5 separate regions of the Mus musculus genome follow, and regions 1, 3, 4 and 5 are each linked to region 2. Evidence: chromatin loops called from intact Hi-C (ENCODE). Cell type or tissue: gastrocnemius. All regions are shown on one strand.

The links. A loop is a pair of places that touch in the nucleus more often than their neighbours do. Peaks named below come from ENCODE experiments on the same cell type or tissue, not always from the same donor. Only the 100,000 strongest peaks of a DNase experiment are listed, where the experiment ranks them.
Region 1: a loop joins it to region 2, with 8 times the contacts of the local background. A loop is called at or near these places in 16 of 42 quality-filtered maps.
Region 3: a loop joins it to region 2, with 2.8 times the contacts of the local background. A loop is called at or near these places in 16 of 42 quality-filtered maps.
Region 4: a loop joins it to region 2, with 5 times the contacts of the local background. A loop is called at or near these places in 16 of 42 quality-filtered maps.
Region 5: a loop joins it to region 2, with 2.5 times the contacts of the local background. A loop is called at or near these places in 4 of 42 quality-filtered maps.

What each region holds. Positions count from the first base shown.
Region 1 is chr8:40,890,999-40,895,998 of GRCm38, reverse strand. All of the region lies in intron 1 of Slc7a2 (solute carrier family 7 (cationic amino acid transporter, y+ system), member 2), which reads right to left. Among named protein-coding and RNA genes, the nearest start is that of Slc7a2, 31 kb to the right of the region's middle. In gastrocnemius, a CTCF peak has its summit at 1,891 (motif pointing right); a DNase peak (open chromatin) is centred at 1,889; H3K4me3 peaks cover 1,187 bases; H3K27ac peaks cover 4,885 bases.
Region 2 is chr8:40,581,335-40,586,334 of GRCm38, reverse strand. It overlaps Mtmr7 (myotubularin related protein 7), which reads left to right. Exons shown (of 14, transcript NM_001040699.1): 7 at 4,789-4,921. Among named protein-coding and RNA genes, the nearest start is that of Mtmr7, 51 kb to the left of the region's middle. In gastrocnemius, a CTCF peak has its summit at 2,696 (motif pointing left); no DNase peak of the experiment used is centred here.
Region 3 is chr8:40,876,832-40,881,831 of GRCm38, reverse strand. All of the region lies in intron 1 of Slc7a2 (solute carrier family 7 (cationic amino acid transporter, y+ system), member 2), which reads right to left. Among named protein-coding and RNA genes, the nearest start is that of Slc7a2, 17 kb to the right of the region's middle. In gastrocnemius, no CTCF peak of the experiment used is centred here; DNase peaks (open chromatin) are centred at 765, 2,116 and 2,689; H3K4me3 peaks cover 2,893 bases; H3K27ac peaks cover 4,895 bases.
Region 4 is chr8:40,924,105-40,929,104 of GRCm38, reverse strand. It overlaps Pdgfrl (platelet-derived growth factor receptor-like), which reads right to left and starts at 2,872. Exons shown (of 6, transcript NM_026840.3): 1 at 2,680-2,872. The coding sequence starts at 2,734. In gastrocnemius, a CTCF peak has its summit at 2,939 (motif pointing left); DNase peaks (open chromatin) are centred at 2,379 and 2,811; H3K4me3 peaks cover 1,681 bases; H3K27ac peaks cover 751 bases.
Region 5 is chr8:40,860,384-40,865,383 of GRCm38, reverse strand. It overlaps Slc7a2 (solute carrier family 7 (cationic amino acid transporter, y+ system), member 2), which reads right to left and starts at 3,017. Exons shown (of 12, transcript NM_007514.3): 1 at 2,827-3,017. In gastrocnemius, a CTCF peak has its summit at 2,582; DNase peaks (open chromatin) are centred at 1,562, 2,617 and 2,962; H3K4me3 peaks cover 3,720 bases; H3K27ac peaks cover 3,414 bases.

The DNA.
Region 1 (5,000 bases), 310 kb before region 2:
TTGCAGTGTTAGACTGTTCTCTACTTTGTTCCAACTAACTCCCTGGTCATATAAGCTATGCTGAGCTGTCGGGTCACTAAAACCAGAAGTTGTCAATGGAGGTCTGCTGGTGCTGCGGAGGCTGCTCTATCGCCTCTGCTTTCATTCAACCCTGAACTGGTTATCTCTTAACCGAGAGTGCTCCACTTCCTGCTAATTCACCTTCCTTCTGGCATCAGGCTGCCAGCTGGAATACCTTGAGAACATCCGTATTTTCCCAGTAAGGTATTTGGGGCGTTAGTACCCATTAGGTCTGCCCTTTACACGCATCTGCTAACACCAGATGTTTGGTGTGGATTTTGCAAGGAAGAAGGTATTTCACAGGTGTGGGGTTCCTACATTTCAGAAGCTCAAAGCTGTTGTGGCTGTTGTCCACTGACTATTGGTCTGGTGTGATCTTCCGTGCAAGATGTAATTTCATGCTGGCCAGATGTTGTGGTGTCCAAATTGCCCCTCTCTGCAAGAAGAAAGTTCAGACTGGGTGTACTAGCACATTTCCTGTAATGGCAGCTCTCAGGAGGCTGAGGTGGGAAGATCAGCATCTCAGATCAGCCACACAATGAGTCCTAGGCCAACCTGGGCTACATGGGGAGGTGCTGACTCAAATCAAAGAGAACCAAAGTAAATCAAAACAGTTAAATAAAGCAAGACATGGGGGGAGGGGTGTCATTTAGTATTCCTTCTTGAGGAAACTGTAAAAAGTGGCCATGATTGTTTTAAAAGCAAATCATATGACCTTAATTCAACATTTATTAATGTCAGTTAATGCCATTTAATGTCAATTCTAGGATGCCAAGAGAATTCAGATGATCTGAAGGAACCCGTGCACTTAGCACCGTTTGAAGCAGCCACTGGTCAGGAATCAAACTGCTTTATTTATTTCTGGGTCAGTCACCAAATTCTGGATTCCAGATGCTGGAAGTAAAGGCCCGGACTAGGGTGGGCGCTGGAGAACAGCAGAGGTCTTTTGTCTGAAGGCAGAGAACTGAGAAATGCTTCAGGACACTCTGGTCTCCTCTCTTCATTCTTCCCAGAAGCAAAACACCCCTTTTCAAATGCCACACTTCCCCCAAGTTACTTAACTTAACTGGCTGCTAAAACTTGACCACTTTTGTTTCAGTGCTAGGCAAAAATTCCTCCCATCAAACTGTGGTGGGAAAGGAATTTGACAAGAATTCACACCCATTTTTAGCTCCAAAAAAAAAAAAGTAGCTGGATAGCTGGATACCTACTTTCATGGTTTTGCTTCAGAGTTATTTCTTGACAAAGAAAAAAAAAGGTCACCTTGGCCACTACGTTTTCAGTTTTGAAAAGAATGCTCTGATCGGGCGCGTCTTAAATCCCTGGAACAGTGTGTGAGCAGAAACTGTTATCTCTGGCATCTTGGGAAGATTCTTGAAACACTGCTATTGATTATGGGAACTTTGTAAGTTCACTTGGCTTCGGCTACTTCAGAATGAAACGCTCCTATTGTGTGCTCAGAGGAAGCAAGGAACCCGATGCCAGCTCATTCCCAGGGCGCAGAACTACAAGTTAGAGTTAGAATATGCAAATGAAGGACAATGTTAAAAATGAGTCCAACTTGAAACAACGGAGTTCTTAAACCACAAGCCCAGCAGTCTTGACACATTTTTTTTTTTAAAGCAAAATTTGTCTTTATTTTCCCATCTCTGAACTCAGCCTACCCAACTGCTCCACACAACATCACGTTCTCTCAAAGGCCAAGCCTTAGAAATTTCAAAAATTGAAAACCATCCTAGGGAGCACAGAGACAGACAGACAGACACCAGAGTCAGACAGGCCGACTGGTTATCCCTGTGGCCTGTGTGAAGGGAGGTCCTGCACTAACAGAATGCACAGCAGGGGGCACACTGCTCAGACTGCAGCTGGAGCTGTGGGCAGTGAAGTCTTCAAGAGATGAAGAAGAGGGGGAAAAAAGGCTAAGTGTGGCAATGAATTGCTATAGTCCCATCACTCTGAAGGCTGAAAGAAGAGGATCAAGAGTTCAAGGCCAGCCTGGATCACACAGGCAGACTTTGTCTCAAGAACGAAATAAATAGTAAATAAACAAGGCTGCCAACGGCACAGTCTCTAAAGCAAAAATATTAATGGGAAACCCATTTAGCATTCTTCTAACAATGAAGCGATATCCACAATCTTCAAACTCATTTTGAAACTTTGATGAACTCATATCCTCTGCCTCTTCTGAAACTGGAAGTTAAACAATCTTTATTTTATCTGAAACAACTCTTTTCTAAAAAAAAAAAAAAAGAACCTCACTTTTGCAAACTAGTAACAGTTGTTTCTATAATAAACAATAAAAGAAAAATTCTTAAAAGTTGCTAACATAAAAAAAAACTTTACCAAAAGTTCCTCCACCCATTGATTTAACTTAAACAGGAGCAGTTTATATTACTATGTGATTTAAAATTTAAATTATCTCAATAACTGAAAACCTATCTGATAATAATTCACCAACAAAACCTTTTAGTTATTTAAATAATGTGGGAAGAGTAGGCTTTATAAAAATGACCCACAAGAACAAAATGAGGGCTAGTGGGATGGGTTGGTGGGTAAGGACATCCATTCTGCACACTTGGGGACCTAGTTTGAATCCCCAGCAACCACATAAAAAGCTGGGTATGTTCTGTTGGCCTCTAACCCAGCACTAGGTGGGAGGGGAGAGATAGATGACCCCAGAACTTGCTGGCTTGCTAGCATACCCCAGAGAGCTTCCAATTCACTGAGAAAGTCACTCTTTTATTTTTTTAAAGGTTTATTTTATGTATGTGAGTACACTGTAGCCGTCTTCATGCACACCAGAAGAGGACATCAGATCTCATTACAGATGGTTGTGAGCCACCATGTGGTTGCTGGGAATTGAACTCAGGATCTCTGGAAAAGCAGTCAGTGCTCTTAACCACTGAACCATCTCTCCATCCTGAGAGTGTCACTCTTACTTAAGGTCATAAGACAGAGTGATAGATGAAGACACCTGTTATCCAGCTATGGGTTCCACCTATGTGTACCCAAGTGTGCAACACACACATACACACACATGCACCCCATGCTCACACACAATCATCCCATACACTCACACACAAATGCACATAAAAGTATTCAACATCCAATGTAAAGTATTTAAAAGCCAACAATGTACATTATAAGCACACATTTATAGTGTTTTGATAGTGTTAAGAATGTAAGAAGGAAAAAAAAAACTCTCTTCAACTCCAAATTCCTGCTGCTGCTTTACAAAATACTATTTGATTTGACTTTCAGGAGCTTTAGCACTAACAATGTGAGAGGGAGAGGGAGAGGGAGAGGGAGAGGGAGAGGGAGAGGGAGAGGGAGAGGGAGAGGGAGAGGGAGAGGGAGAGGGAGAGGGAGAGGGAGAGGGAGAGGGAGAGGGAGAATATGAAGCTCTCATAAATGCACTATTTTAAGAAATGGGAATTTAGCTTCCATAATTTTAAGAATGCTTGGGTACCTATCCAACTACATATATATATCAGATCTAAGAATTATGAAATAGCTGCTAGTAAGTTTTAATTTTAGTGCTTTGAATCTTATTTACACTGGACTCTCCTCTGCCCTTAGCCTGAGTCTCCAAGTCACTCCACTGTGCTCTCTCTCTCTCTCCAGCTTACCCTTGTAGCCTTGAGTTCTGCTGCTCTCCGCGTGAATGCTGTGGTCTGACCTGCCCACAAACTATCCTCGGAACGTTTGCTTTCTCGCCCACACACGTGAAGGGAGATATTGACCTGTGTGTTCCTGGCTGCTCCTGGCTTGTCTCCTGGCCCTCACTTTCTGTTCCCATGCCAGGGTGTCTGAGCCACTGAAGTCAGTCAGACACGTCTCTGCCTTCTCTACCAGCTCCCAGACTCCTTTGCACTCAAAAGAAAAGTCAATAGGCTGAAGAACGAGTACCTTTGGGTTATCTACCTACCAAGAGAACTGGGAGGAAGGGAGATTTTGAGAATCAGAATCTCATTTAGATCTCCTTCAAGAGGTGGGGTGAAGGCCAAAATCCCCCTTAACTACACTTGGGAAAATGTAGTGTTGTGTTTGCTATGTGCTCTCTGGCTCCTTCCTCCTCAAAGAAGCGAACACTGCTTGTTTGGTAGGGAACATATTCACATGCTATTGTTTCTACACATGATAGGCTTAACATGAATTTATTGCAGTAGTCTCTATAATCAAACTTGGTGGAATGAATGGACTGTAGCTCATCAGCTGACCGGGAAGGGCAGAGAGAGAAATATGTACCAAAGACTTGAGCTTAAAGGACTGTCATGAAGATGACTATGGAGTGAAGAGAAGTATTTAAATAATGCTGCTAAGATTTTTAAAAATGATTTCAGGTATTTGATTACTCTCCAAAGGTACTAAGGTTTTTAATTTTCTTAGTTTTCTATCTTAAAGGATATAGAAATCTTCATTCCATCTTTCAAGCTTCGTGGAGGCTTTGTGTACAGGACCTTTGAAACAGCTGCCTCCTCACCTCACCTTTCTGCACATTTATTCACCCCCACTACCAGTACCACACGGCACCTTCTTCATCTTTGGCCCTCAAGAAGGGCTGAGTCTGAAGGCATCTGCTTCCCTCTGTGCAATGCTCACTGATAGAAAACCCTTAACCTCCTACCTGTGTTTTCGATTCTGTCCCTGGGCTTAATTCTGTCTTAACAACAAATACAGATTAAACCCCCATTCAAATAAATCGAAATGGCTACCGCCCAAACACTTCCTCAGGTACACACAATCCATCCAAGTCCAACAAACACACTGAACACCCCTGACAGGAGGCATCACACACCCCACAAGGCAGAGAGTTCCAGATGTGGCCGAACACAGTATTGTTTGCTTACAGTCCTCCTCCACCCTACATATCTCTATTAATTTGCTGTATTTAATAACCACCCTGACCTGAGAACCATGACGTACAGGCGTTAGATCTG
Region 2 (5,000 bases):
CAAACTCAGGCTTCAGGGCTTTACTGAGTGGAGACTGGAAATCCTTTTCCTACCCTACTTTTCCAGCTTTAAACAGGGATAAACAGATTGACCTCCTAAGAGCCAGTGATCCAAGTTAGGTCCCTGTAGTGTAAGTCCTTATTAGAACGTGGCAGCCACAGGACCAGGCCTTGTCTGTATTTAAAGCCACCTTCTTAGTCCTAAGGATTCAGTTTGAAGGGTATATTTAGTACTCACTTTGTTTATTGTTAAGTGGTAAGAAGTTGACTCTGATCCAGTAGATAAAGAAAGTTGGGTGCTCTCTTCTCAGGTGCAAAGATGTGGCTTGTAAAAACTGCTTCAAGCTTTGTGTTCCCCTCCTCTCTCCCCCTCTTTTCTCTCCCTCTTTTCTCTTTCTCCCTCTCTCTTTTCTTCTATCCCTCTCTTTCTCCCTCCCTCTCTCTTTTCCTCTCTCCCTGTCTTCCCCTCCTTCCTTTCTTCTTTTTTTTCATGACCACGTTGGTTGATTCCCACCCCTCAGGTGCGGTAGTTTTCCTAGGCCACCAGGAAAGTATGCAGATGTTTGCCACAGAAGGGTTGCATGGCGGCATGCAGGTTGTCCTCAGTCCTTGCCTTCTGCATCCAGCTTTATTTCCTAGTATAATAATAATAATAATAATAATAATAATAATAATAATAATTAATAATAATAATAATAATAATAAAGACAAAGGCTTGGGAGGCAGCTCCCAGGGTCCTGATCCTTGGTCTCTGAGCGGGGTTAAGTCCACACAAGGGCTTCCCAAGCCACCCACCCAGATGAAAGCCTTTTGAATTGTTTGTTCACTGATGGGACAGTGATGGGCCGCAGAGGCAGTGAAAGCCTTAAGTATGTACTGAGAAAAGTCTCCTTGGTCTCAGCTGTTGCTAGAGATTGGTACATTAACACATGGAATTGAGTCAGAACGGTATTTGTGGAGGTCTAAGACAAGGACCGTGTCTCTGTACTTCAGCCTCTTCTGTCAGATATGCTGGCATTCTGTTGAGCTTGCAAAAATGTTCAGCACGTTCTCATTTCACTCTTGGAAGAATTCTGCAGATTGGGAGGCTTCTTGTCTTTTCCTGGACTTAGCTTTAAAGAGGTTAGGTAATTCACTGAGACCACACGGTTTAGACCCAAGGCCACATTCAGTTAAATACAAGCTTATTTGACATCAAAGCCAGTGGCTTTTTTGTTTCTGTTTCCCAGAACATCTCTAGGGGACCCTTGTCCCCGCTTCCAGACTCTAGAGGGTTGACACCTAAGTTGATCACACACCCAGCTCCAGGCTGAGCCAAAGTCACCTCAAGCCAGTGGAGCAGGAGGGCTCTAAGCTGTGTGCCTGCCTACCAGCTATGGAGGAAGTATGAGTCCTGAAGTTAAGGCTGTCATCTGTCTAAGCTATGGAGGAAGTGTGAGTCCTAAAGGCAGGGGCAAGGTTGAGTCAGTCACCTGCTTCTGTGGTGACCGGCCCTGTGACATGCCTCAGCTCCATGGACTGCTTTGTGGTTGTGGCCTTAGTGTCACGGCGCCAGGGGTTGTTTCATTGTCTAACAGGAAGTCATAGGGTATTTCTCTCTTTCTTGGTAATGAGGTAATGTCTATTCACTGGGTCCCATGCAGGAGACATCTTCAAGATACAGCTATGAAGTTCAGGGTACCTGAAAAGTGGGAACCTGGGATCTTATTTCCTGGTTATATGCATAAAGTTTGAAGGTGGCCATTGACAGAGGAAAGAGAGTGGGAGAGAGACATTTGTGTTTTGTAGCAGGTGAGGGGAGAGTCTTCAGTCCTGTTCTTTGTAAGTGCAAGGATGGACAAATATCCTTTGGCTTAATTTGGACCTTAACAAACTTGATAAAACCTTGCTAACACAGCTTACCTATCATGGAGGCCCCCGGAGAGGGACCTGGGGCTAATGTAGCTGGCAATGGCTGCTGGTCTAGGCTCAGGCCACAGTGGATCTCGTATGCGAGTGAAAGGTGGCACAGTACTTCTAGGAGCCTATACTGTGTGCCTTAGGAAAGTCACCCTTTGGATGCCTATGCGGAGAAGGCAGAGACAGCCAGTTATTAGCAATCAGAAGCACTGTCAACCAGTAAGACAACTGACATTGCCTAGCTTTGCAAAGAGCTGTTTATCTAACTGCATCTCTTCCACATGGTCCCTTCTACCAACTACACAGAGCAGGCGAGCCTGTTAGAAGCCACGGGAAGGGAGAGCCCTCATCACCTCACGGAGCCTGTACCCAGGGAAAGAGACCGTTTTGCATCATATATGGGTTGAAAATTTAAATTAGCCTGGATCAAGATTTCATCCTGTACTCTTAAATACGTGAAAGATGTCCCTGGATGGCGAAGGGGACATTTTGAGAAGCTTATTTGTAGGTCATACCTGTAGGCAATAAAATCATCTAGTATTTCCAAGAGTGTGCCACAGTTAAGTTAGTGAGGAGAAGAAAGAGCACTCTTTGACACCTGTGCTAGGCTTTGGCCCAGTTCTCCTAAAGGTAGCTGTCTGTCTGTCTGTCTGTCTGTCTGTCTCAGTCTGGAATATCTTTTTTGGGTGTTTATTATTTCTAAACCTGTGTTTCTGCTTTGAAAGTTCAGCTTTTGCCACATTAAATAAGTAGAGCTCCTAAAAAATAGTTTGTATGATAGATTAAATATCGCCACCTTGTGTTTGTTATGTGAATTACAGACTGACTTTGAAGAGGTTTTCTCCTACTTGCTTTTAAGGAAAACTGCCTGCCGTTTCTCCCATTGTAACTCCTAAGTGATTTAAAGTGTGAGCATATGTTATATATGCAGGAACTGTAGTAGTAAGAGTGCTTTGCTTATCACGTATTATACATGTTCAGAAGAGATGGGGCGGGGCTGATGAGAAGGCTGGACCTTGAATTTAGATGCAGAATAAGTGTGTAGTTCATATAACATCAGGCTCGTTGGATCTGTTGATTTGTTGCATTTAATGAAGTTCATTACAGAGGTTTAGCTGAAACTGCCCTGAAAATAATTATGTAAGGCCATAACGTTTTAAAAGTACACAGTTCCATGAGAGCAACATGCATATGTAATTTCTGGAAGAAAAAAAAAATCCCCTTAAAATATTAGAACATATATATCCCTTAAGATATATCATGAAAGTGTTTATTGGTTATGGCTAAAGCCTTAGGGATGTGCCTTGCTTTTGTAGACCGGGGTCAGTCTCCCGAAGAGCCCACAGCCCCATAGATGCCAGAGGAGCAGAGGAGGGGAGCAGGAGCCCGCTTGCTGACGAAGCAGGGACTCCTGTGGCAGTGGCTTGCTCTCAGCTCTGGCTGTATTGTGTTTTCTCCCTGGTTGTCTCATTCTTCTCTATGGTCCTGACTTAACGTGTGCTTCTTGTAACTGTGAAAGGCTGCGTGAGTAGCTGAGGTCGTGTTGATAGTATCCCCCTGCAGCTTGCCACTCCCTTTTTCCTTATGAAATTGCTACCCAATTGGCATAGTCTATGGTAACTTTAATTCTTCTTAGTGAATGTAAATAAATGAATCAGTAAGTATTAACGGTGGGTGGTTGAATGAACATTTTCTTAGCTTACACATATGTACATGTAGCTGTGTGGTGTATGTGAGAGAGAACGGGGGAGAGATAGGTCAGGCAGGGTCTGTGTCTTTGGTCCCTGGTTGTATTCCACAGCATGGATATGCCCTTGTTTACGCAGTTACCACTTGGAGGAGACAGTCATAGGTTTTCGGCTTTCATGTTTACAAAACCATTTGTCACAGACAGTCTTGATCTATATATGTTAAGACCTTTGTTTTTAGGAGGTTTTCAGAACTAGAGGATGTGGACCAAAGCATTTTAATTTAGCTTAGTTTTTTTAAACTTAACTATTTGAAGGACTACTTAATACTATACACTTAAAAGCAGACCCCTTCACTAACCCCCATTTGGCTAGTCCCCTAGCCTTTGTGGCCCTAGGAAGATAGTGGTAACTGAACACTGTTCTCCATAAATGGTGGCCTGCTTAGTCACATTGCAAGAGAGGAGCATTCCCAGCCATGTATCCCTGTGAAATCTTTCCCAGCTTGGGCAGGACTTGTCTGTTTGCCTGTACTGTGCAGGGTTAAAGCAATCTGGGCTTACTCCGTTTCTTCAGCATCCATTAGCATTGAAACCAGTTTACACTGACATATCAAGTATCTTATCTATGGTTCTGAAAGTGACAAAAGCTCCCACATCAGACCTCTGGGTCATGTCTGGATGGGGAGGGGCACCCTGCAGCCTGACGGTCAGCACTCTCTCTTCGGTAATCCTGCTGAAGGCTCAGTTGGGCAGATGAGAAGAACCATTCCTGCCTGACAGTTCTCACGTTATGACTCCTACTTGTTTCTCTGCGTTACAGTTCTGGCAGATAATCTAGCGCACAGGGACTTATGCTGATTGCTGTCTCTGTGGATACTTCTGCCACTTAGGAGATTTTCACGTATAGTGTTAAACTGGCTCTGCCAGACTTCGACATCAAGTCAGCATCACCATCAAACTGGCAGCGTCATCTCCAGACCTTAGGGAGCACTTTCCACTAAGGAACTGTTAGCCCAGGCTAGCACATGAGGGCTCGTGACCACAGGCTTGACCTTTATGCTTGCACTGAGAGCTCTGTACAGTGTTTCAGGGGCTCAAACTGTAGTATGTATGCATCTGCGAGTCTTTGCAATGTTTTCCTAAGTGGTTGTTGCATGTCCTGAATGTAATTGATGACTTTTGTTTTGCTGACAACTGCAGCTTAATGCGATGGCAAATCGTGCTGCAGGGAAAGGCTATGAGAATGAAGACAATTATTCCAATATCAAGTTTCAGTTTATCGGCATAGAGAACATCCACGTCATGAGGAACAGTCTTCAGAAAATGCTGGAAGGTAAACCATTTTGTTATGCACAGCTTTAAAAGAATACTTAAGTATTTTGATGCCGAAATGGAATAAGATAGTCTTTTGA
Region 3 (5,000 bases), 300 kb before region 2:
GGGTACTCTCTACAGGTGTTCATGAGCATGCCAGGGTTTAATAGGGAATCAGACAGTGGGGACAAGCAGACTCCTCTATTACGTCACCCAAGGTAACACGACAAAATATAATAAACATTCTACCCAATTTCTCTTCTCAGCCACTTACCTGAGTAATACAGCCGAGGACACGTTATCTTGCAAGCTCCAAGCCATCTTTGTGTCTGTGTGTGTGTATGTGCGCGCTCACACATACACAGACACACACACATCTCCAACAGAGTTTCCAGATTATAAGCCAGATAATTTCCTTCTCTGTCTGAAGTTGAACTTCTGCAGCCCCTATAGTCATGAATGCATTTTTACGGATTGCACCTCTTTGCAACCTCAGTTGAAATATAACTGATTTGTATTTGTACACATCATGGCATACAAGCAGAGTGGGAGAACGGAGGAGTTGGCTCTCTCCTGCTACCAAGTGGACTGAACTCAGGTTGTGAGTGTCTGCGGCCAGCACCTTGTCTCACTGGCTCCTATAGTCTCAGTTTAAAAGCCATCCCAAAGGCAATTCCTTAAGCTTTGCCTCTGGGCAGCACTTCACGACGACGAGAGGTACAGAACGGAACACTTTAAACAGGAAAATGAAAGCAGCCTGCCTCCACATTTGGGTTTGATTTCTTCCTTGTACGACTAGCCGGGCGCCAGTCACACATCATTCTGGGCATGGACACAAGAGCTGGGCTTTCTGGAGTTTTCCTCCCGAGCCAAGCATATGCCAGCACCCCATGCTAATGAGAGAGTCACTGCCAGAAAGCTGAAAGAAGGCCAGAGCCCAGAGCCTCCTTCTTATGAAGAACCCCTCTCTGGGGCTCACGGACAGCCAAGTCCTGCCTGGCATGGCTGTCTTCACTGTGTTCTCTGACTAGGGAAGTTTCTGAGGCAGTACATGATGGCAGACAGGCACTAAGGTGGATGGAAAGGCATATTCTACCACAGCACGTAGGAGCGTCAATCAAACTACCAGCATAGAAATGCTGCCTAAAAGGGCTATCAGCACCCTGCCAAGGGAATCTGATGTAAGTTTTTACAGCCACACGCGCTGTTCCCTTACCACGAATCACAAAGGACAAGCCCAGGTCATTTACAAGCATCCTTTGTTTGTTTATTTATATGGGAAAACCACAATGTATACCAAGCATTGCCTAACCCCTACAAGTATTTCCCTCCATTTTCTTCTGAAACATAAATACTTCTTTGTCCTCCTTCTACCAAAATATACAATTTCGTACTTTAAGTGGATTTCTTTTTTAAACAGCAAGTATTCTAAAAAGGCTCAAGGGGAAAAGGAGGAAGAGAATAGAATCGGTAAAGGAATTATAGTTACCGTGCATATGTTAGCTTAATCAATAATGTCAACAAACCTAGGACCAAATATCATTTCGGTACTATGTGTTTTCTTTCAAAATAAAAACAAAAAAAAAAAACCCAAAACACTCAGCCCAACAGGTTTACAAAAGTTCATTTCAGCCTCAAATATTTCAGCTCTGCAACAATTTGTTAAGTACCTAAGAGCATATAGCTGGAAGGACAGGCTTTTTTGGATACTTTAGGATGCTATACGTCAGTTCTGCACTCACAGAGCAATAATAAGACTAGTAGCAAGGCAGTGATATTTAAATATATATTATATGATAAATATATAAATAATAATATAACCTGAAGGGGTTTGAAGCCCCATAGGAGGTACATCAATATTAACCAGTACACCCAGAGCTCCTTGGAACTAAACCACCAATCAAAACAACAACAACAACAACAAAACAACAACAACAACAAAACCACATGGTGAAATTTGTGGCTCTAGCTGCAACACAATGACTACACAGTGCCATGGTTGCTATTATTACCTCTAGTTTATAGGTGACAAAACCAGAAAGACTTAGCACCAGCTAAGTGGGTGGACTGCATCTCACAATTCACCCGAATGTTTTAACTCTGTGATGGTGTCTGGAGGGAGACACTTTGGAAGGGAATGAGGCTTCTGTGAGATCATGTGGGAGGATTTCTCCCATCCCCCATGATGCAAGTATGTCTTTAATAAACGCTGGAGTTGGCACTCTTCCTCCGCCATGTCAAGACAGAGCAAAGGAACCATCTGCAAGCCAAGTGAGCCCGGACCGGAGTTCCTGCCAGGCTTCCCCCCAGATGGTCCAGCCTCCAGAGTTATACCAAGTTAATGTCCATGGTTTAAGCCCTCAATCTATGGCTATTTCTCATGGTACCTTGAACAGACAAAGATACTGGGCATACCAAGTTAGGACACAGAACCAATTCTGTCTGACTGTCCACAACAGGCTGCAATGTGCACGTGATGTGCATTAGCATTTTAGAAAGAATGCAAGGGAGTCGACAGTGAATATAGCCTCTCCTTTTCCCTTTTGCTTCCATTGGATTTTGCTGCCGTGGGTGACATTCTGGGGTGTGTGCACTATTCTGAAAAGATAAGCTTGAAGTCTGCACTTCTATAAGAGCTCAGTTTCCCCTAGGTGGGCACTAGCAAACAGTGAATGCTCAGAATGACCAAAGTGTTAATTACCACAGCCCAGAAAGCAAGGCACAGGCAGTTCTCCATGAATAAATAGTCCTGTTATGAAGTACGCCTTCTAAACTGAGATGAAATACTACCCGGGGCATGCCTTGAGGAAAGAAATCCGTCGCCGTAGCTTGGTGAGGGGCCAATGGTAGCTAACGGTTACATCAGTCAGCTGAGTATAGTAGCAGCAGCAGAGAAACTCCTAGTCCACAGGGCTGCCGGATGTAGTGTTTTCTTTAGTTCTGATCCATGGGGATGAGGCAGGGGAATGAAGGAAAAGGAAAACAAAAGGAACAAATATCTCAGACCATCATATGGAGAGAAAAGCATAATAGAAAAAGGATTCTGCTTTTAAGAAAGTCTTTCCCACACCAGACTTTGAGATATAACTGTGGAAATAGCGGCGGCTCTTCACTCTTCCTACCCATCAATGTTCCTGACGTACGTACGTACATCACTAACTCCTCAGCACCTCAGCCTGTCTTCAGAGGATGAAACTCAAACTCAGCACTATTAAACAAAGTACTCAAAACCATAGACATTTGTACTCGAGGTCTGTATGGCTGGCAAGCCTCTTCTGTTTGCTCTGCTCCAAATAACCAAGAAGCAATGGGAAAATGCCGAATTCTTCCTGTCCCCAGGCTCTTGGCTGCCAACCTAACACTTAGCCAATAAAAGGACATTTGGAGGTCATCAAGGTGTTACCAAAAATATATCTGAAAAGCTTTGGGATTTTAAAATTTCATCCGCATGAGATTTTAACCTTTCAGCGTTAAAATACACAAAGCCACCACTGGCTGAAGAAGGAGAATGCAGTATTTTGTCAGGCAAGCATTATAGAAAAATTAATCTTTAAAGATAAAGAAAAACTATCTAGATAAGCATCATGTTAGGAACACTGCTGAATATTGAAAGCCTATTTCTTGTGGCTGTAAAATCCTTCAATGATTTAAAATAAGGCTATTTGCAATAAAAAGCTGAAGATTTTTGCGCAATCGCATTGTACTTTCTAAAAGGCCGTACACAGTTCACAATTTACCTGTCACAATCTTAATCTAAGTTTTTGTTTCTCAAGTATCGAATATTCTGAAGTCTTCACATATTTCTGAATTCAAAACTGTTTGGGAGTAATGTGTCTTGACCCTTCGAGGTTTACCTTTTATATTTTTACTTTGTTTTCATTTTATTTCAGTTAACCTCTGATAATATTAAGAATGTCTCCTTTCTATTGTGCAAAGGTTTTTCTGTGGGTTTTATTCCATTCCCGAAAGTAAATCAGTGTAATTCAGTTAGAGTTGACATAATTTTCTTATTCCATGGAAGGAATGTGTTTGAAGTGATGGGGATCAGGATTATTTGAAGTTTTCACATAGAATCATCACTCTTACTTCTTAATAGCCATTGTGGGGTGTGAAGATCGCAGGAAGTTCTGAGTGGGTGAAGTCCTTAGTATGTGCTATTGACATGGGCATAGCCATGTTATAGATTCCATTAGCATCAGGCTCAAAGGTTGGCAAGGTCTTCCTCTGGAGACCAAGTGAGAGTGCTGGCAGTGTGTGCCAAAAATGTCTACCACAGCTTTCTTCCATGTGACGCTTGCCACCTGAAGACTGCTCCTCTACAGAAGCTGTTCTTACAGAGGTCAAACTAAACCAGTCTCCTCCACCCCGCTGTACACCACAAACCCTGCCTCCTTGTTTATCTGTAGGTAGAACCCCACCTTGTTCAGCTGTATGCAATAACACCGCCTCTCTTTTCAACCCTAACAAACACACAGAGCTTCCAGGGTACTGTGGTGTCTCCAGCTGAGAGCCCAGGCCACTCAATCCCAGACATTTCTGTCAGGGTCTATGAGTCTATCTTTTCTTCATTCCCTTGCTGCTCTAGTCTGGTCTATCCCTGGAGGACAAGGCAGTGTGTCAGGGCCCGATGACACATAGTATAAAGACCCTTACAATGTAAGCTACACAAAGGTAGGGACTTTGGGTATTGGCATGTAGCAGGAACTCAAAAATTTCCTGAGCAGATACCTTGCTCCAGCCCCATCTTCTTAAATCCTGATGAAGTAGTCCAATATAGAGTTACCAAGATAAGAGAGAGGGCTGGGTCTGAAGACCATGTCCTTACTTAAGGATCAATAAAAGAATGCAGCAGTTGGGTAACAACAAGCAGGAACATTGTGTTGCTACAGGATACGTGATTCTGGCAGGTATCAGCTAGGGCTGCTGCTGGACTCTACTGATGGTTCTTTTTGTGTCGAAAGAAAACAATGCTCAGCCCCTGGTTCCCTCTGCATACAGACAAAACGACAGTTAGGTTGCATAGCAAATGTTCTAGTCTAAAGTACACAGTGTACCAACTATACACCCATTCATCATCCCCACCCTTGTATTCAGTAAAACCCACAGGGACTAGAGAGTTTTGAAAA
Region 4 (5,000 bases), 340 kb before region 2:
CTTATCTTCTTTCAGACCTGGTTTCCCCCTCTAATGTTTTGATCTTTTTTTGAATTTTAGAAGCTTTCAGATTATCTAAGTCTAAATTATCTGAAAGCTATTGGATGAAGGGGCTTGTGTAGGTAAATGGAGATGCATTAATGGATCAATATGCGTATCTCAGCACTTGACTGTCACATTAAATATGCGTACGTAGGTGATAGGAGGTCAGTAGGTGACTGCAGTTTTATACTTTCAAGTGTGGACGTGGCAGTGCACCACTGGACAGAACGGGTCCTGGGAGCAGTCCCTCACTAACTGGGGTCTTGGCCTATTTATTCACTGTTTTCAAGCCTTCAGTTCACGAAATGGGTAGACAGTGTGGTCCTTCAGGTCTTCCCATTATAAAGAGAAATAGCATTATTTCTCAAAAACTTTAGAATTGGGCAAGACAAATGCCACTGCTTAGGACAGATGTCTACTCCGTGGATGCTTGCAGCGAAGGCTCTTCCTCTGAGGCTGTCTTCCAAATATGATCACAAAGTGGACAGGCTCAGGGACAGTTACAGTCACAGCTTGTGCCTGTAGTTGGGGCTGAGGGATGCAACCTGACCTGCCAATCAGATCTCAGCACTGGAAGGACGGCATGAATAGTTGCTCTCTTTGGCTGTCCCTGCGCTCTTCCTGTCACTACATCAGGATTCAAAACTAATGACAAAAATTCTTGAAAGGGTTAGGAAAACAGTTAAATAACTTAATGGAGTCAGTTTAATTTTCAGTATGTTTAACATTTTGTCAATGGCATATTATATTACATATATGTATCATATAAATATATATATGCACACACATATCATATCATATGTGTCTGTAAGTATAAGGGCAAGACCCACATTTACCTATTATTAATTATTAAATATTTGACCCATATTCCTCTTTGTCTCATAAATACTTATTGCTTGTAGGAGTAGAAGTTTATTTAAATAGATGCTAATTCATTTAGACAGATGTCTGCCGTACTTCACAAACTCCGACCTATGTTGGCTGAAGTCAATCTCAAGCCTTTCCAACCGGCTCCAACTTGAGTCCCTCCAACTCCAACTCCAATGGACTGTTTGAAGTTGTTTTGTCTGGCCGTCTTCTGCTCTATTCAAAAATGACTCCAAATACTGCATCCCCACCATTTTAGCAGTCAGAGACAAGGACCTGCCAGGAACGATTTAATACCGTGTTGTGCAGACTGAGCTCAGGGCAAAGGGGAACTGCTGTTCCCCTCCCCCAGAGGCTCTGCTTACACTTTTTTATTTACTCAGTCAGAGTCTGTCCTTAAGGAGCCTCGTGCACAGTGTCATGAGCCACCACCACCTTGAACGTCTGCATACTCGAGGCAGAGGACTGTAGCTTTAGAGAATGGAAACCCGGATGGAAGGGTCGGGATTGATGAGTGGATCAGTCCCAAGCCAGGTTGAGCCGGCTCCAGCATGGGATTGCATAACAGCAAGACACTTTTCAACCAAATCTAAGGAGCACATTTGTGGCAGTAACTGAGGAATTTTAAGGAAGCCTTGAGATCGGTCGCCAGATGTACTATGCAAACAGCAACGATTAAATAAATGATGCAGGAAATAAAATAATTAATTAAATTAAAATAATTAGCAGTGATATGTACTTAAAAAAATGTATAGTGTATAAAAACCACACACACAAACACACACACACACGTAATAAAGCCTAATCCTACGGTTATCTGTCTACAATACAGGATGGACCTAGGGCAGGTACACATCTCAAATAAACATTTTTTAAAGTGATGTAGTGGTTGGTGAAGTGGCTCCTTTTCATTACCATAGCGCAAGGAGGAAGCTCACCCCTGCACGGTGCCTTTTGATTTTCATAAGTCTGCTGTAGCATACACACTCCCAAACACACACACACACACACACACACACACACACACACACACACACACACACACACACACACACACTAAATGCAATTTAAAAAATTAAATGATGCAAGGCCCTCCTATGTGCTACAAAAAAAAAAAGTAGGCTTTGTTTCCATCCATCCTCTTATTTATACGGAAAATATAACTGCGGTCTAGTTTTTTTTTTTTTTTTTTTAAATTGGTTTAGTGCAGCATTTTGTTGTTGTTGTTGTTAAAAGACCTAGGCAAATCTAGCAGGATTTTAGTTCAGATTGGTATACAACAACAGCAACGACAACAACAACAACAAGCAAACAAAACAAGACTGTAATGGGGAAGGAAGACACACAGGGAATTTTCCACAAGAATCTCTTTGCTTAGGTGGCACCGGCTACAATAGTCCAGGGCGAGGATCGGTCGTATAAAGGTGGAAGCGAGCCACTGCGGGCGCGCCATCAGACCGACACGTTGACACAGGGGGCTGGACCAGGCTCCGTCTGGGGAAGATGGGGTAGATCGGTTCGATCGCCTGTGGCTTTCTGATAAGGCTAGAGAAGTCCTGATAGGCTCTTTCGGTCAGTGCAACCGCCGCCTTCACAGGAGTTCTTCAGGGCGATGGGGGAAAGGAAAAGAAGAAAGGGGACCCTTCTAGGACGAGCCAGGTACACCGGAAGGTGACCAGCGCTGGGGACGATCCCTATGGCCAAAAGTTAGAGGAGTTGCTGAGAGAATCTCGGACTGGGCGAAGGCGGTCAGAAGCCAGAGTCACTCACCATCTTCCAGCGCTTCGTGTAGCAACAGAAGTCCGAGCAGCAGCCAAAACTTCATCTTCAGGGCTGGTGACCTGCAGAATAGTTCAGGACTGCAGACGGCGCGACAGGCTGTCCAGGGCAGGGCAGGGGCGCAGAGGGGAGGCGGCGCCTGGGACACCACAGCTGGAGGATTCGGTTTCACTGGGGGAAACACAATTTGGGGGAAAAAAAAGAAGATTAAAAAAAATTTTTTTCCCCTGTGTAATGTGATCTCTTCTGCCCCCTGGTGGAGTGGTGACGGATAGAGCTATTACCAAGCACTGGGAAGACAAATGACTAGGAAGGCCTAAGGTGACCTAGATGATGGAATCAGGAATCAGTCCACCTTCTCTGGTAGGGTCTTGCTTCTTAGCAAAAAAGTGCGTCTTAAGTTTCTCTTGGTCCCCAGGTGTTCTCTTACTTGCACTAAAAAAAAAAAAAAAAAAAAAAATGGGTTTGCTATCGCATTAAAAAATATTGTTGGTTGTGGCTGCTCCTTTTAGGCCTGGTCAGAGACAGGGTAAGAGCGCATCTAGTCCTGGACCTGATGAACCTGCGCATCTTATGCAGGTGAAGGAGCTGTCATAGTGGGGAGGGACGGGGCTGCCTGTCTGCAGTCAGAGGGGCTCACAGCAACTGCTTGTATGAGCTTAACAAATGGAGAACCAGAGAGAAGAGAGGAGACGGGAGGATAAGCAGATAGCGGGAACAGTATGGGGAAAGAACTGGACTTCCGGTTGCGGTAGAGCGGGCTGTCAGTGTGGACCTAAGTCTAGAAAGGCCTTTTAAGAACCCCTCCGAGTACGCTGGGAGGAAATATGCGCCCAATGGAGGAGAAGAGCATTATTAGCAGTCCTGGGCCATCAAAAGTCAGAGTGAAATGTTAGTCCTTCTCTTATATGGTTTTTATTTTTTTGCCCATGGATTGTTTTCTAAATAGTATTTTAATTATACATCTTAGTGTTTTCTATGACTAAGATTCTCATTGCTCCTTTTGGTCTTACTTAGTTAAAAAAAAATCCCTTCAAACTAGTGCACACTATTAAGAATTTGCTTAGAAAAATAAACTTAAAAAAAAAACTAAATATTGGGCATTCCTTGCTTGTTCCCTAAATAAAGACATTTAACTTCTCAAAATAATCTTCCATCTAAATAGAATCAAGACGGATTACAAAATTATTATTTTTTTAAAGTCAGACATTTCTTATTTGTTTGAGGTCTCTCTACTTTGCCCTTGCTGTCCTTGAACACACCATAGAGAGGCCTCTAACTCACAGAGATCCACCTGCCTCTGCACCCTGCAAGTACTGGAACTAAAGGTGGGTGCCCCCGTGCTTGTCAAAACAGGAGCAATGAGAATCTTAGTCATAGAAAACACTAAGATGTCTACTTAAAATAACTACTGCTAATGCCGCTTCTACTCCATTGGGCGCATATTTCTGCCAGCGTACTCTGAGGGGTTCTTAGAAGCAATGTCAAAATCTTTGCTATTCCCCAAGTCAGTCATCAAAGGTAACATAGGGTAAGACAAGGACCCCAGCTACATAATTTCCATGAGGCAAAAAGAAATGACCTTTTCAATGCCAGGAAGCATCAGGTGATAAAGACGTACCATTATCGGCTGCATACTTGCAGCAAAAGCCATCCAATGACAGGGGAACTAAAAAGCAGGAACTTCTGGTCTAAGATTGCCTGCCGCTGCCTCTCCTACCTCTGCTGCAGAGTTTCAGTGATTCATGTTTTCCTGTGTATCCAAAGAGTGCCTCTTACGAGTTGTTTATATACATACCCTCATGTCAATGTAAGCCACTTCAGAAACATTTGTCGTGCAAGCCTGACTTTTCTTGGGCTGTGAAACTCTTGGTGCTTACACATGAGCAGTTTGGGGAAGACTCTGGCATCTTGGAGAATCACTGATTAGAGAATAATAGAACCCCGAACCATGACAGTTTCTCTTTGATTTGGAACAACAGGTAGCCTTGAGTTTGCCTGGATGGCCTTTGTCTTCCAGTTGGCTGCTCCTGTCTTAAGTGCATCGAAAAGAAATCTGAAAGTTTTGACATAGTGTCTATAAGCTACTACTAGAAAGCTTCGAATGGCAGGACAGTGTTTTTGAATACTTCTCTACTTTGACCTACATTAAAAGACAAATGGAGGTAATGGGTTTGTATTTGCTTGGCCCAGGGAGTGGCACACTTAGGAGGTGTGGTCTTGTTGGAGTAGGTGTGTCACTGTGGGCATGGGCTTAAGACCCTCATCCTAGCTGCCTGGAAGTCAGTCTTCCACTAGCAGCCTTCAGATGA
Region 5 (5,000 bases), 280 kb before region 2:
ACCACTTCTAAGACAAGAGCCAGAAAAGCACATAAAAAGATGTATGGGCATATTAACATAAATTTGTAGCTATCTATGAAACAAAGACACCCAGCTTACATGCTTTTGATAATGAAACAGTAGTTGTCATAGGACACAGTGCAGCCATAGCTTCCTGTGTGCACACAGCACTCAAGCCATCCGTTAAGATTCTGCATGGCTTTCATACAGTAAACAGCAACAAATGATTCTTAAAATCCATCAAGAAAGAGTTTCCTAAATGCAAAAATAAGTATAGAATCCCTCTATGATGTCAGTAATTAGTTTGGGGTCACCCAGTGTCTGGTGTACTGTAGGGACCCAGTAAGTTTTCAGGGAAGGCATGTAAACATTTAGAAGACAGGCAAAAACACGTTTTCTCAAGCTGTTGGAACCATTTTACAATGAAAACCCACTGAACATGTGTTAGGTCACATTAGGTGAGGGGACAGAACAAAAACATATTGAAATGGAAGACTGCAAAGGGAAACATCTTGTTGGTTTTTATTGCTGTTCAAGGTTTTATCTATATAGTTCTGAATATTTTTTATAAAGGCTCAGCATAAGTTACAGATTTAATTTTGCTAAGGCATTTAGGCAAACACAATGAGCACGAAGACACACAGCTCCCTTCGCTTTCTTCAGTCTTGTGTCGTTCCTTTGGCACAGAGTACCAAACATGAAAGCTTAGAAACACATTCAACTGAAAAATTTCCTTTTGTTCTAAATATTTGGCATCTAAGAAGTCATCTATTAAGAAACCAGACTTTGAAATTATATTCATACTATGACGAAAAGCAAAGAGCAGCATGAGACTGTTTCCAAAACTCTGTTCTGAAAGTTGGTCTCACACATGCACACACACACGCACACGCACACACACACACACACACACACACACACACACACACACAGAGAGAGAGAGAGAGAGAGAGAGAGAGAGAGAGAGAGAGAGAGAGCGCAAATAAATGCAACCGAACATAAACTCATTAACTAGGTTAGACATGAAAACATTTAGGGCAAAATATTCTGGAAAAGGAGAAGACATGGCCAGTTAGGAGGAGAGTCCTGGCTCAGAGAGTCAGAAGAAATACAGCTGACTTGAACTAGATGGCAGGAGAAGAGGATTGCTGGCATAGAGCCACCTAGAAGGGAGAAGAGGCAAGTGGTCTGCAAAGGTGCATAGCTTATAGTGGAGGAACACCAGCTTTAAAACTGCAGACACGTGTTCAAGTGAGCCAGAGACATGGAAACGCAGGATGAAAAACTCCACAAGTCCTCAGAGTTTTTAAATGTCCAAAGCTCCCAGACTGTCCTTCTAGCTGCCATTCCTCTTTCCTGACTCTTAACTCTAAACCCAGTGAGAAAACCTGGAGACCGGAATCAAAAGAGCTTGGCTGACAAGGTGAAGGTCAGGGTTCTGCAAACTGAATCTCTGCAGATACCAAGAAGCTCTAATCTGATCTTCAGTCAGGACACAGCCCCAAAGATTAAGATGCCTTAATGTAAATGACACTCACAGGGGGAAGACCATGAGGAGCAAAGGAGCAAACATGTAAGGTTGCCTCGGGATTCGCTCCTGGATGGTTGCCAAGCTGCAACATTTTAGTATAAGGAACGGGAAAATGTTCCTTTGAGAGGATGTATCATTTCTTTATTCTATTTTGGTGTGATTAGAAGAAAAGAAAGATCTAAGCGCACAAAAAGTATATATATAAATAAAATAGAACGTTCTCCAACAGTACAGCTCCTAGCCAGAGACAACAAAGTATTGCTCTTTACCAAGAATACAAATATTAATATGGAGGCAGAAAAGAAAAACACATTTCAAAAGCATGCCTCAGGCAAGAACGAAGTTTCAGGGCAGACACACTTAACTACACAGCCCAAGTCGTAGAGTCTGCTCCATTCTAGCGAAGAACGGACCCACATGGATCTAATACTGTAGTCCCAAGGAAGTCATTACCTAAATGGCGTTGAAGACAGTTTTTCATAGTTTAAAGTTTGTATTGGATTAACTCTACTTCTGGCATCTAGGCAGTTTTTAGTTTGAGAGTCATCTATGACTTTTATAGCACCTATTTCTTTGAAATAATTATAGGATTACCTTACACTGCACATATGGGACAACTGAAGGCGGTGCAGACTAGTCGAATCCACTATCTGAAACGAAGGTTTTAAGGTACTCAAGGCTGAAGACTTCGTGAAACGGTATTAAAAGGCACACAGAACAACTCAAGTGCTTAGTACTGCACTTATTTACTTTAAAACACCCATAGAGACTCCCCCAGGGGAGGTCATTTTACCTGACTTACCCAATCCACAGCAAGATGGGAAAAGGCTTCGTGGCGATCCAAGTCTTGTTCCAAATTTAAACCAAGAACCCCAAGGGAGTGAAAGACGACTTGGGGGACCACTCCTCCTGCAGGGTGTGGAGGCGGGCTACCCTTCCAGAGAGAGATACCCAGGGTCTCCCAGAACTCTAGTGACTAGGAACACTCGGGGAGTCCCAGTCCCTATGTCCAAGTTCTGCGACCCGCGTGGCCGTTGCGGGATCTGCACGCCTCGAGTGAGAGTCAGCCAGCGGCACCGGGGACCGACAAGAGGAGGAGGGTAGTAGCCCCGGGTGCAGGCCGGAGACCCAGGGTCCTGAGCGGCAGTCCCCGTCCCCAGTGCCCCCGACGCTCCGCTCAGCAGTCGCTGGAGCGAGGCCTCCGGGCAGCTGCAAGCAGCTGGACGCGGCCTGAACGCCCGCGCTCCACCGCTCGCTTCCCTTCGGGGGGCCCCCGCGCTCTACCCGCAACTTACTGGGGCAGTGCCCTGGCCGCGCGACGGGGACGGGAACAGGCACGGGCGAGCGAGAGGCTGCAGCGCTCTGCGGATTCCAAGCTCGCGAAGGTTGGACGAGCAGCAGCAGCAGCCTTTCCAGGTCCGCGCAGACAGAAGCTCCCGCCGCCGAGCTTGCAGAAGGCGGGCTGGGCACGTGGGCACCCCTCTGAGTAGAGGCGGAGGGGCGGGGCGGAGTGGGGCGGGGCAGCGAGGGGCGGGGGCCGTCCCGCCCCTCCCTCGTGCTCGCGACCCTCGCCTGGAGCGTTTGTCACGGCTCGGCGGGCGGGCGCGCAGAGACTCCAGGAAGGCGGTGTCTAACTCCAAGCTTCTGAAAGGTCAGGGTCAGGATCAGGGCGCGCGCGCACGTGGATTACACGCTTGCCCGCTGGGGTGGGTGGGCGTGGGTCGGAGACGCAGGGTTTGGCAGAGGGGAAATGCCCCTTTTCCTTGGCAGAACCCAATCTGGGGGTGGGGTGGGGGACATTTCTGAGGTTTCTTCTAAGCAGGATTCTTTTCCTCTTCTTCCCTCTCTCCCTCCCTCCCTCTTTCTCTCCCTCTCTCATTGAGAATTGGGAACATAAAAATAGTAGTATATGATCATAATAAACTAGAAGCCCAGATAGATGAGCTTTGTTAAAAAGTATCACGTTCTGTAATGAAATCAAAACTTGAAGATTCCAGACTCGTGAATAGGCAGGTCATAGTCATGGTTATTTGGAAGTGGGTTTTTAAAGAAACGGATACTTGGTATTTCATAGCCAGCAAAAACAGAAGTTACACAATCGAGGTTTTTCATTCTGTGCTATTTGCTTTAGAAGTCTCTGATAAGATTAAAGTCACAATGTGAAACTCTTGATTTTAACACAAAAATGAATCGGAGCCCTGGCACAGAATTGAATATCATTGTATGTTATTGTGGCTTGGTAGGAAGGGCTATCTTTTCTGGCTTCATATTGTGGTAAAAGGGCCTTTTATTCAATCCTACTAGTAAGACTAGCCAAGTGCTCATTCATGTGACGCAGTACCTAGGTTTAATGAGATCCTCTGATCGTTCTTCTTTAAAGTAGGACTTTCTAAGGAATTTTGCTGAATAACAAGGGGCTTGCTCCAGAAATGGCACATGTACACAATATCTGTTGCCATCTTCAGAGGTTGCGTATCCAGTGAAGTTGTCCATTGTTCTCCGGGATGAGTCCAGGTCTATAGAGCATAGCTACTGTGAGGGAACTGATAGAATACATGTAGTAATCAATTAAGACCATCAGCATTCACCTCTTACATTTTATCATGATTTCTCTATGCTAACTCCTTTTTTTTTTTGGTTCTTTTTTTTTTCTTTCCATTTTTTATTAGGTATTTAGCTCATTTACATTTCCAATGCTATACCAAAAGTCCCCCATACCCACCCACCCCCACTCCCCTACCCGCCCACTCCCCCTTTTTGGCCCTGGCGTTCCCCTGTTCTGGGGCATATAAAGTTTGTGTGTCCAATGGGCCTCTCTTTCCAGTGATGGCCGACTAGGCCATCTTTTGATACATATGCAGCAAGAGTCAAGAGCTCCGGGGTACTGGTTAGTTCATAATGTTGATCCACCTATAGGGTTGCAGATCCCTTTAGCTCCTTGGGTACTTTCTCTACCTCCTCCATTGGGAGCCCTGTGATCCATCCATTAGCTGACTGTGGGCATCCACTTCTGTGTTTGCTAGGCCCCGGCATAGTCTCACAAGAGACAGCTACATCTGGGTCCTTTCGATAAAATCTTGCTAGTGTATGCAATGGTGTCAGCGTTTGGATGCTGATTATGGGGTGGATCCCTGGATAAGGCAGTCTCTACATGGTCCATCCTTTCATCTCAGCTCCAAACTTTGTCTCTGTAACTCCTTCCAAGGGTGTTTTGTTCCCACTTCTAAGGAGGGGCATAGTGTCCACACTTCAGTCTTCATTTTTCTTGAGATTCATGTGTTTAGGAAATTGTATCTTATATCTTGGGTATCCTAGGTTTTGGGCTAATATCCACTTATCAGTGAGTACATATTGTGTGAGTTCCTTTGTGAATGTGTTACCTCACTCAGGATGATGCCCTCCAGGTCCATCCATTTGGCTAGGAATTTCATAAATTCATTCTTTTTAATAGCTGAGTAGTACTCCATTG